Linked DNA regions of Homo sapiens: regions 2 and 3 are each linked to region 1. The links are chromatin contacts, found by Hi-C or POLR2A ChIA-PET in ENCODE. All regions are on one chromosome and are shown on one strand. The core of a region is the stretch at or near the end of the contact, and the rest is flanking DNA. Distances in the headings are between cores, read along the strand shown.

Region 1 (3,930 bases), core at 544-3,043:
TTATCATGATTATTCTAAGTATCATTATTGTCATTATTATTATTGAAAAACACTTGAAAATCTCACCACTCAGAGAAGACTGATGCTGTCATTCTGGGAAGCATCCCACTACCATCTCACATGCATGTACACACAAATGGTTATATGTACACCTCCAGCAGTTCTCTATCCTTTTCCCTTCCTGAAATGATTCTCAAATGTAACCATATCTCCCAAAGGGGCATATCACACTTTCCTGGGGTGAGTGGTTGGGGAAGACTGTGGTTTATAAAATCTCTCCAGGTGATTCTGAATGATGACTCCATTCTTCAGAGAGGCACCCCACCTTCACCCCAGTACCTAGAGAATCCCTGGGCACTTTACACAGATGGGAGCATACTACACATAGGATTTTGTAAACTGCTTTTCACATTCTACATCATCCTACCTACTGGCTGCATAGTATTACATTTTTGGTTTTGGTGTACACAAGATTTAAAACTAATTCCATGTAGATATTATTTAGCTCTTTCTGTCAAAAAAATATCAAATGTTGTGGTGACCAACTTTGTATGGATAAAATTAGCACTTTATATATTCCTTTTAGTGGAATTTCTGGATCAGTGGGTTTGAACATTTTAAAATTTTAAAATAAAATTCATATGCTCTCTAGGAAGATTACGGATTTCTTTTTTATCAACACTCCTGCAACAAACAGTGCATCAGGTATTGTTTAGACTAGAGTATTCCCAACACCCTTTAGCCTTTATTTATTTTGAGACAGGGTCTTGCTCTGTCACCCAGGCTAGAGTGCAGTGGTATGATTACAGCTCACTGCAACCTCAACCTCCTGGGCTCAAGGGATCCTCGTGCCTCAGCCTCTTAAGAAGCTGGAACCACAGATGTGCACCACAACACCCAGCTAATTTTTTGTTTTTTATTTGTAGAGACAAGATCTCGCTATGTTGTCAGGCTGGTCTCAAACTCCTGGACTCAAGGAATCTCCCTGCCTCAGCCTCCCAAAGTGCTGGGATTACAGGTGTGAGCCACCATGCCTGGCCCTCCTTAACTTTTAAAATTAAGTTCCAAAGGTCTTTGACAAAATACCGCCCTTTGGCTTTTGATCTCAAGCAAAACGCTAACGCTACTCATTTACTTGTTAGGTTACCGGAACTGCCCAGAGCCTATTTTCTCCTTTTTCCTTCCAACTATCAAGGCCATTTGCTTCTCTTTGCTGCCGCCTTGTGCTAGAACAGGAGAAGTTCATTATAAGAGAAACAGCAATTGACAACCCCTTACTTCCAGGGCACAAAGGGGCCTGCAGTCAGATCCTGACAGTCTGCCCTATATAGATCTGGGCCACAGAGAGAGACAGAGCTCTGTGCTTCAGTGCAAAAGGAACTTGGTACAGAGCCCAGAGGAGGCCTTGAAGTGATGAGACTGGGCATCAGAGACCTGGATTCTAGATCCTAGATCTGAATCTGCCCCTAATTTGCTATTGGGCAAATTTGTTCTTTGTCCTCTGTTTCTTCTCAGTGAACTGAGGGCTAGATTATTGTTTTGTAAACTGTAGGTGGTGACCCATTAATGAACTGTGAATTCAGTTATTAAGTTGTGGCAAGTTTTTTTTTTTTTTTTAGAATCAAAAGTAATGGAAGTGTCAAAATACGCTATGCATACTAAGGGTAAGTATTGCTTCCTGAGTTCTTTCAACGCAGGGGTGTCCTGGACTGTTGCGTTGTAAAATGCACTGCTTACTGATGGGCTTGGTCAGTACCGTTTGAAGGCCACAGGCTCAGGGGAGCTCCAGGGTCCTCCCAGCTGGAGCTTTTAGTTGTTAGTTGGACTATTCACCATTCGTGGTCAGAAGGCCCCACCAAGTGGAGGAAGGTCTGGTGCTGTGCTGCTGAGGTCTTTTCTTTCCCTCCTCTTCTTACCTGCTCTACAGTGACAGGAAGCCCCAGGCTGTAATGCAGGTGACTGGTGAGAGTTTCCCAGTGAGCCCCAAAGCAAAAACAACACACAACAAACTACAGTTCTTGAGTCGGAATTCTCCCAGCAGGGGGCTGGCAGTGCAGGTGCAGGTGCCACTGACCCAGCAGAGGCACTAGGTGGCGCCACAGTGCCGGGCTCATCACTTCGCCGCGGCACTGCAGAGGGCAGTGGGAAACCACGATTCTGGGATGGACAAGGGGCAGCGGGGCTTGAGGTCCTGGGTACTCTGACCCGGCCGTCCTTGGGTTCCAAAAGTCTGGAGTGGAGGGGGAAGATTGTTTAACCTGCTCAGGGGTCTCTGATCCTGGAGCGGAGCTGGTGGACTTTGCGGTGGATCTAGCTCCCGGACAGCCGCAGATGGCAGAAGCTGCCATTAGGGGGCAGCAGAACACTGGTGTTGGGAGAGCGGGACCGGGCTTCAAGGGGAGGAACGCGGGTAACGGGGTCAAAGGCCTCAGGGGCACGGAGCCTCCAGAACAGAGCAGCCTCGCTTGCTCTCTCCGAGGGCTCCAAGAGGAGGACAGAGTCCAGCTTCCAAAACAGGAACCCTTCCAGTGGTGTCCTGGAGCTGGCTTATACCAGACCTGATGGTTAAATTTTCACAAAATTTGTTTAAAGCCATCGTTTAAGACTTACAATTCTTTGAGTTCCGTGTGTGTCCTGGATATTAACCCCTTGTCAGATGCGAAGTATATGAATGTTTTCTCCCATTCTGTAGGTCGTCACTTCACTCTGCTGATCATTTCCTTTGTTGTGCAGAAGCTTGTTAGTTTAATGGAATCCTATTTGCCTGTTTTTGCTTTTGTTGCGTGTGCTTTTTTGGTCTTATTCAAAAAATCCTTGCCCAGACCAATGTCATGAAGGGGTTCCCCAATTTTCTTCCAGTAGTTTCACAGTTTCGGGCCTTACATTGGTTTTTAATCCGTCTCTATTTGATTTTTGGACATGGTGAGAGATAGGGAGTCTGGTTTCATTTTTCTGCATATGAATATCCAGTTTTCTCAGCACCCTTTATTGGATAGATTGGCCTTTGCCCAATGTGTGTTCTTGATGCCTTTGTTGGAAATCAGTTGGCTGTAAGAGCATAGATTTATTCTTGGTCTCTCTATTCTGTTCTGTTGTTTTGTGTGTCTGTTTTTCTGCGAGTAAGTACCATGCTGTTTTGATTGCTATTGCTTTGTAGTGCATTTTACGTTTGTAGTATAGTCAGATAGTGTGATGCTTCCAGCCTTATTCCCCTTTTATTTTAAACAGGTGGGGTCTCACTCTTGCTCAGGTTGGAGCACAGTGGCACAATCATAAGTCACTGAAAAACTCCTGGGCTCAGGTGATCCTCCTACCTCAGTCTCCTGAGTAGCTGGGACTACAGGCATGTGCCACCACTCCTGGCTAATTTATTTTTTATTTTTTTTTAGAGATGGGGGTCTTAATGTTGCCTAGGCTGACCTCAAACTCCTAGCCTCAAGTGATCCTCCCTAAATGCTGAGATTACAGTCATGAGTTACCACACTTAATGAATTATAGTAAGTCCATGTGATAGAGTAACTATTAACACAGTGAAAAAGAATGAGATGACTTTCATAAAATGGTAAGGATGAAATCCAAGATAGATTGTAACTTAAAAAAGCAGAATCATTCCTAAAATTGAAACTACTTCTAAATATGTGCAACTACTATGTATCCATAATAATTAAAAATAAATTTAGGATTAAATAAAAAATTTAAACAAGCAAAAGTCAAAAAGAAAAACTAGTACTAGATCACTAATCAAATATTTTAAAATAAAATTGAACCTATACAAGTATCAAAAGAAAATCTGGGAGCATATTTTTATAATCTTGAAGTGTGCACAATCTAAGTATGGTTCAAGCCCTGAAGTCATAAAAGAAAAAACTGATAAGCTCAGATCATACATTTCTACTATGGTAGCAAAAACCACCATAAAAAAGTAAAAGC
Region 2 (3,930 bases), core at 523-3,022, 160 kb after region 1:
TCATTCATGTGCACATCCATTCGTTCACACACTGCATCTGTGTGCTGAGAACCAGGCCGTGAGCTGCGGATACAGAGATAAATAAGACCTATCCCTGCCCTCTAGGACCTCACAGTCTAGTGGTTTCTGAATGTGGGGCTGTTCAGCCCAGAGCGCCTGACCCTCAGCAGGTTGCTCTTAGGCGAGAACCAACCCTGCATCCTGAGCAGCAGCAGGTAAGGGAGTCAGCTGCAGCTCCTGGCTGCAGACTGGCCCTGTGCTCATTCACCTCTTTGAGTCGCCGCCACTGGTTGAAGAGTTTAGTTAGGAATCAGAAACCCTGAGTTCTTGTCCTGGCTTTGATGCTGATTTGCTCTGTGGCCTTCCACAAATCCCTTCACCTGGTGTACTTTCTGAAGCCAGGGTCTGGGCTTTGGTGCATCCACCTGACTTCTGATGACTCTGGCCTGACCTCATCCCAGCGCCACGCAGCTGCCTCTCCCTCCATGTGCCAGTGGAGGCAGCTCGGCTAGTGGAAAGGCCTCTGTTCTGGTCAGGAGCCATCTCTGTCTGGGCCTGCCACCACCACTGGGTAATCTCAGTTAGCTGTAAAGTGGGGAAGGTCACCACCTTAAGGGTTGGGGGCTGTGGTCTGAACAGCTCCACATTTCAAAACCACTAGACTGTGTGGTCCTGGAGGGCAGGGATGGGTCTTATTTATTTCTGTATCCCTAGCTCATGGCCTGGTTCTCAGCACACAGCTGCAGAGTATAAATGGATGAATGAATCAAACCAACCTAACCAAAAAGTAGGTTGGGTGGGGGGGCGAGGCTAGAAGACCAACTGTGTGGTAACAAGTCCATGCAGGTGAAGCCTCCCTTGAATAAAACTCTCAGGGCCATACAAGAGGACCTCATTGTTGGTATGCAGCGGTTGCTTCTTGGATACCATCCCTCAATTCAGTGGACATACGAACTGGAGGTGCTGCGGGGGAAGCAGTGGAAAGCACATGGAAGGAATTTCCTGGCTCTGGGCCTATTTTCTTGGGGTCCCTGGATTGGATTCTCTTTCAGGCTTCTTCCAACTCTTGACATGCTGGGATTTGGCATTGAGATGTACCCAGTAGTGAGGGCAGCCTTGGGAGAGGTTACAGCTTCTTCTGCACCCTGCCCAGGCCCTCTCTCACTGTGGGAAGGTGCAGTTGGCTGCACCTCTCTGACATTTTCCTCTTCACATTTTCCCCACTGTCTGTTTCCACACATGCTGCCAACCCCAGCCCATCCTGTTCCAACCCTGTGCTCTTTCCCTATGGTTTGGCCCATCTTGTCTTCAGTGGCTGTAGCTGGGCTCACCTTCCAAGTGTCCCTGAGTAAGTGGTGGAGGTGGGATTTGAACCTAAGTCTTTCTAATCCACAGTCTGTCAGAATATAGAAATGTATGTTCAATAGAAATATAATGCAAGCTGCATTAAAAAGGCAAAAAGAAACAGGTGAAGTTAATAACATATTCACCCAATATAGCAAAAATATTTCAAAATGCAATCAATAACAAATTCATGAATGAGATGTTTCACATTCTTTTTTCATATTAAATCTTTGAAAGCTGGTGTACATTTACATGTCCAGCACATCTCCATTTGGACTGGCCACATTGCAAATACCCAGTGGCCTCATGTGGGGCTGCCACCTTGGACAGCTCTGGTCTTTGTTCTTGATACTGCTCCTTCCTGCTGAGTCATAGAGTGACTCCGCATAAAAATCAGAGCCGTCCATCTGGGCTTTGCTTCTCTTTCACTTCCTACTGCTCTCAGGGACCAGCCCTTCTCCTTTGGGCTCTTTTGGAGTTGGTGCTCTCTCCCCTTCCCTCTTACCTTCTTACCTGCCCATCCTCCACCTCCTCTCCCCTCACTCCCTCTCTCCCTTTCCTTGTTGTCAGACAAGAAACCTTTAAATAGGTGAGACAAAGGTGACAAATGTTCCTCATTTACATTCAAGTTCTATCTGCTTTTTTGGCCCTGTTGAATGGCACCTCTATCAAAATATCTCATTTGGAAATGTCAGAGTGGCTTTTGATAAGTCATCAGTCACTCTGATGGTAGTAGCTGACAGATGTGGGTAACAGTGTGGTGGTATCTAATATACTGTGGAATGCATCTTTTGCAATTGTGTGGTATTTTATTTATTCAATGTGGCATGAAATCTCTATTGAAGGAAAGAAACTATTAACCCTGCCAGACCAGTCTCTTTAAGGCCTTCTTTTCTCCTTAACTTTCTAGCCTTTTTTTTTTTTTTTTAACCTCCTTGCTTCCTTTCCTGGAATCAGAATCTTGCAATCCCAGTCACTGCAGGCCAAGTTCTTGGGCACCCCCTTGCCTATTGCAGCAAAAGTCAAGCCAGCCACACTCGTGGAGGCTCTGCCATCCCTACAAGAAGTGGGTAAAAGCTTCTGGGTTGAGACGGAACCCTGGCTTGGAATCCAGTTGCTCTTTCCCCATGGCTGGGCTCATCTTGTCTTTGGTGGCTGTAGCTGGGCTCACCTGCCAAGTGTCCTTGAGCAAGTGGTGGAGGTGGGATTTGAACCTAAGTCTTTCTAATCCACAGTCTATGTTAGAATATAGAGATATATGTCCAATAGAAATATAATGCAAGCCCTATTAAAGAGGTCAAAAGAAACAGGTGAAATTAGTAACATATTAACCCAATATATCAAAAACATTATTTCAAAATGCAATCAATAACAAATTCATGAATGAGATATTTCACATTCTTTTTTCATATTGAATCTTTGAAAGCTGGTGGACATTGACTTGTCCAGCACATCTCAGTTTGGACTGGCCCATGAATCTTGCCTGAGTCCCAGCTCCCAGGTTCTCATGAAGGGAGAAAATCTAGCCTTGGCAGCCATTGTTCCCCGGATGTAACTTCTCCCTCCTCCCTGCCAGCTCCCCCAGCTCTCCCAGAGTCTGCCACTGTAGCTGCCATCCCTGAGGGGCTGCACTGCTCCTGGGTTGTAGTAACCCAGGTGCCTACTATCCCTGTTTCCCCATAATTTCAACTCAAACAAGAGTAGTTTTTTTGAAAAGAACGTTCACTAAAAACTAAACGAAAAATAACACACACACGCACACAGCCTACCCCAAGAAAGCATGGAAATAAATCCCAAGTTTTGTCAGGTCAAGTATTTCTGATCTAAAATACAGGCAGTCAGGTCCCTAATGAGATGGGCTGGTTCAGTCCAGGCAGCCTGGTCCACGCCCCTTCTCCCATTTCACCTGTGTCTGGAGTCCCCCCTCCCCATCTTTTCTCACCATGGAGGTCTTCCTCCCCTGCCACCACTTTTTCCTCCGGTCCCCCTCCCATTTTTTGGGGGTTGAGACTTTGGCCAGGTATTGCAAGTAGCCAAGCATGGTGGGATGACAGGTCTCTAAAGGCCCTGGGTTGTTACTGAGAGAAATCACTGTGCTAACATAGTGATATGGTTTGGCTCTCTCTCCCCACCCAAATATCACCTTGAATTGTAATCCCTATAATCCCCACATGTCAAGGGTGGGACCAAGTGGTGGTAATTGAATCATGGGCGTGGTTTCCCCCATGCCCTTCTCATGATAATAAATCTCATGAGATCTGATGGTTTTTATAAGCACCTGGCATTTCCCCTGCTTGCACTCACTCCGTCCTGCCGCCCTGTGAAGAAGGTTCTTGCTTTTCCTTCTGCCATGATTGTAAGTTTCCTGAGGCCTCCCCAGCCATGCAGAACTGTGAGTCAATTAAACCTCTTTTCTTTTCAGATTACCCAGTCTTGGGTATTTCTTCATAGCAGTGTGAGAATGGACTAATACACAGCCATTCTGAAGTTTCCTTATCAGTACATGGAGATGGTAATACCTGCCTCAGAGAGTTGCCATGATGATTCCGCATGCAATCACACATATGAGAAAGTGCCTTGTCGACC
Region 3 (3,930 bases), core at 1,055-3,554, 160 kb before region 1:
TAGATGAAACTCTAAATGGTGGCAGATGACTGTCTCATCTTATCATGGGACACCCTCTTTCATCATGGAGGCAGGGATCCCTGGAGAGTATTGGTTATTCGCCCTGATCTTCAGAGTGGGGTCTGACCTAATGCCTGATCAAACTCAGAGTCCATACGCTAAAGCTCATATCTGTGTGGATTCAGGAAGAGCTTCCCTCGCCAGCTCATTTGACTTCTTGCCCAGGGACAGTCAGTCCTCTCCTGCTCTCGTAAGCTGTGGCTCAGAGTGGGTCCATGGGTTTCTGGGGAAATATGGTCAGCTAGCAGACAACAGGAGATGACAATGCCTCAACCATGTTGGCCTTAAAGGTCCAACGATAAATGCCTCTTGATCATCTCTTTTGAGGAAACATCAAGACTCCTGACAACCTTAGTTGCCCCCCTCTGTCAAGTGCTATGTGTTAGCAGGACAAGAAAGTTCAATGAATCAGACGTATCTGAGGACCTCTACCAAAAACAGCTTTTAGGGGCATCTGTATCCCTCATCCAGACCACTTTGCTGCTTTCGATTCTCAGAACTGAGAACCAGAGACTCATGGGGCCAGATTCTTGGCATCTCATTCACCTCTCTTGCTCTAGGAATGGCTGACCAAACAACCCCAGAAGATAGGAAAAACTCTTTGTCTAGTAATATTTGATACCTTTCAGTACCAGGAAATTTCTCCTGTAAGTTTAACCCAAACCTCATATGCAGTAGTTGGAGCTTTTCTTCTTATGCAGTTCTCAGCACAGCTGAGGATTTGAACAGCTTTTGTTTCTCTGGTCTGCCCTACAATTTCTCCCTCTATGGTACTTTCTTCCTATAATTGCACCTGCTTTTTGCCCCTTGGCTTCTCTTTAAGTTCTGTCTGTCCTTCTTAATTTCAGAAGCATAGAAGAACTATCCAGGATACAGTCAACACTAAACCATTCCCTTTAAAACCAGTAATGGGTAACACTTGTTAAGTATCGAGAATGTGCCCAACACATACTAGGAACCATAAGCACATTCTCCTGTTTAATCTTCACAACAATCCTATGAGACAGGTAATACATCCATTTGGCAAATGAGAACATTAAAGTTCTGAGACACTAAATGACTTACTCAGCATCACTCAATGGTATGTCCCGGACCCTGGATTTAATTCAAGGCAGTCTACCTCAGAGCACACACTCTTAACCACTTGGTCTCCTCACCTGGCTGAATCCTAAGCGGCAAGTTACAATCTCAGACCAGATTCTCCTGCCACTCAGCAGGTCAGGGGGCACCTAGCAGTGTTCAGAGGATACCAATCCACTCTAGAAATCACTAAAACAAAATAGAAGTATGGGGTGGCCCTCCTGCTACAAAAGAGACGTGCCATATTTCAGAGCCAAACAGACAGATGCCCTGGGCACTTTTCATCAAGTCTCTCTGTCCAGATGCCTGCACTCCAGAAAGAAGTCATCCTCCTTCCTTCCATTTCCCTTTGATTTCTTGCTAGAAGCATCAGCCTAGTTGTCTTTTGTTCAAAATGTGTCTCCCTTTGACTTTATATCCTTTCCAGCAGCTTCATACTTGGGTCAGCTCCGTCCTACCCTGGATTGAGGACAAGGGGTCAATCTCCAGGTAAACTCTTGTAAGCTTTGCTTGTTTCATAGTCCTGGATGGATCTCATAAGTCCCACTCATTCTCTTGCAATAATAGTTTGATCAATGGTCACAAACTGGTTTAAGTGACTGGAATCACTCAAACTTATTCCATTGATAAAACAACTCTATGTGTACGTTCCCCTGTATGGCTTATCTTACATAAAGTGAGGAACTTAGACCAGATGGTCTCTAAGGGAACTTCTGGCTCTGATGCACTCAGGCTTACAGAATACTTCCTATAACAGATTACCTGGAATCCGATTTAGAACAAGGCCCATTCCATACCAGGGCTCTGGGGCTCTTAACACAATAGTAGTTGGCCCCATTATCTTGAAAACAAACAATGCTTAGAATCCAACAAAGGTCCCCTGATTCCTTGGGTAGTGAATCTCTTTGGCAGGATCTCAGTGTGGTTCTAGCTGCTTGGTGCCAAGTTAGAGCCTTTGCCTCTCTCCCTGGCTCGCGCTCCCTCATCCCATCCCCTTCTCCAGTCACTCATCATCCTTTGTATTAGCACATCACAGTGCAGACACTTCCTATCTGTTTCAGCCCACAGTGAGGTCCCTTGAGGACCTGCAGCCTCAGCTTCTGAGGCATAACTAATGATGGGGGCCAGCTGCCTCACCAGAGCCAGCAAATGATGGTGCCTCTGGCTGCTCAGGGAAAATAAGACATTCTTGAGCCATGGTGAGGGGTAACTCAGGTGTGGAAATAGCCAATTACCCTATTAATCAGACTGAGCAACCAGCTGTGTCATGAGTTAAAACCATGCCTCATTGTAATTGTTCCATGTCTCGCAAGTGTGGACTGGTGGGCATTTGATTTGCATATACTACCAAAGGAGGAGAGAGGCCTAGGTGAGAGGGTACGGTGGATGGTTTCACCTCATTTATACTCATCTTGAAAGAGAACTCAGAGCTGGACTCTTACTCCTATTGCCCAGATGGATTTTAAAGAGACACGGGACCTCACTGTGAAATGGTACTCCCGGTAACTAAGGTGAGATTACAAAGCAGGCAATTCCTATCTAGAGTTAACTGAACATACTAACAAGCTTTCTGTGTTCTTTCAACTACCAATAGGAACCAGACTTCCTGTTTTCTCTTCACTATGGAACTCACCTATTTTAAGATAGTCTCCCTTCATCCATTCTTGATTCCTAAGCTTCTACTTTTTCAGTAAAAGTTCCTGCTTTTCAAGAAGTTCTTTTGAAGTCCTACCCTGGTTTGAACAACTTGTTGAGAATTCAGCAACTTGAGGCATGCCTGTTAGAGGAGACCACACCACCAGGTGAGCCACCTCAAACCCCCACACTGCCTCCTGGCAGGCAGCCTTCTGGAGGTGTCACCTTGGCACCCTGGCTGGGCCAGCTGCCACCCAGCAGGAGTTAATGACGTGGTATCAGTCAAGTTAGGCAAACTGGGGTTAGCACAGGCAAGGTTACTCCCAAGGTTACCGCTGCGACTCACCACTGTACATGTCAGGGTGGTTTCTTAAGGACGAGTCATTATAAGGGTGGTCTGTAACAAACAAAAGAGGGTGAGCAAACAGGAGGCCACGGAGAAGTCACAGAGGCATAAACGGGGAGAGAAAACAAATGCAAAGCCAGAAAAACAACTGAGGAGGGCAGCAGTGGTCTTTTGCAAAGGAAAGACACGGCATATTTGGAAAGGCAATACGCTCAGTGAAGAACAAGCAACACAAAACAGCCCACAAAAGGAGAAAAAAAGGTTAAATCCTGCAAAAGAAGGCAATAATACAGTAATGGTTTTTTTAAAATTAAAGAAATTAGGTTTGAACTTTAATTAATTGGTCCTGCTATATTTTCAAACAAATGAGAGAAGGATTAGTGGTGTCCTGTAGCCATCTTTTGAACAACTCCTTCTTATCAAAATCCTCAGTTCCCAGGACTCTGGGTCAGGCTAGCTCTTGGAGCAGCTAAAGAGAAAGGAGTGTTAGTGAGCTCCGGGGAAGAGCAAAGTGCTGCCTGGGCAGAAGCTAAGCTGCAGGAGGTTGGTGGTAAATGGGAGGAGGTCATTGACCAAAAGAGTTGGGCCAAGGGGCCCTGGCCACACCCAGCAACATGTGTCACTGGAGTCTGCCCAGGTGGGCACCACTATGATCTTGGAGATGTCTCTGTTGGCAGAAAGCCCTCCTTGTGAGGATGCCGGGAGAGGTTCAGTGAGGTGGGGAGAACATCCCTGAGGTTCAGGCTTTAGAATTTAGAATTGGAGCTTGGGACAGGAGAAAGTGCAAGCTGTGAGTTCTACATTTCAGA

The links. Hi-C counts contacts between places; a loop is a spot of excess contacts on that map. ChIA-PET counts read pairs that join two places held with the same protein, here RNA polymerase II (POLR2A). Pooled maps may share reads with other maps.
Region 2: a loop to region 1 is called in a pooled map, with 4 times the contacts of the local background. The contact joins two enhancer-like sites. A Hi-C loop is called at or near these places in 2 of 37 single-sample maps with no recorded cell type and 6 of 50 pooled maps. POLR2A ChIA-PET finds 5 or more read pairs at or near these places in 4 of 52 experiments (MCF 10A, OCI-LY7, RWPE1 and 1 more).
Region 3: a map of Caco-2 shows a loop between it and region 1 (4-fold over the local background). The contact joins two enhancer-like sites. A Hi-C loop is called at or near these places in 6 of 168 maps with a recorded cell type or tissue (Caco-2, K562, Right ventricle myocardium inferior and 2 more) and 9 of 50 pooled maps. POLR2A ChIA-PET finds 5 or more read pairs at or near these places in 2 of 52 experiments (H1 and WTC11).

The regions. Positions count from the first base shown.
Region 1 is chr1:204,805,547-204,809,476 of GRCh38, reverse strand. No RefSeq gene overlaps it. Among named protein-coding and RNA genes, the nearest start is that of NFASC, 21 kb to the left of the region's middle. Within about 2 kb of position 1,793, at least 2 of the 41 ENCODE cell types and tissues checked have a DNase peak (open chromatin) inside an H3K27ac peak, as active enhancers do.
Region 2 is chr1:204,645,498-204,649,427 of GRCh38, reverse strand. The region is part of intron 1 of LRRN2 (leucine rich repeat neuronal 2); the gene reads left to right. Among named protein-coding and RNA genes, the nearest start is that of LRRN2, 38 kb to the left of the region's middle. RefSeq lists an enhancer at 1,258-1,928. Within about 2 kb of position 1,772, at least 2 of the 41 ENCODE cell types and tissues checked have a DNase peak (open chromatin) inside an H3K27ac peak, as active enhancers do.
Region 3 is chr1:204,961,350-204,965,279 of GRCh38, reverse strand. All of the region lies in intron 8 of NFASC (neurofascin), which reads right to left. Among named protein-coding and RNA genes, the nearest start is that of CNTN2, 80 kb to the left of the region's middle. Within about 2 kb of position 2,304, at least 4 of the 41 ENCODE cell types and tissues checked have a DNase peak (open chromatin) inside an H3K27ac peak, as active enhancers do.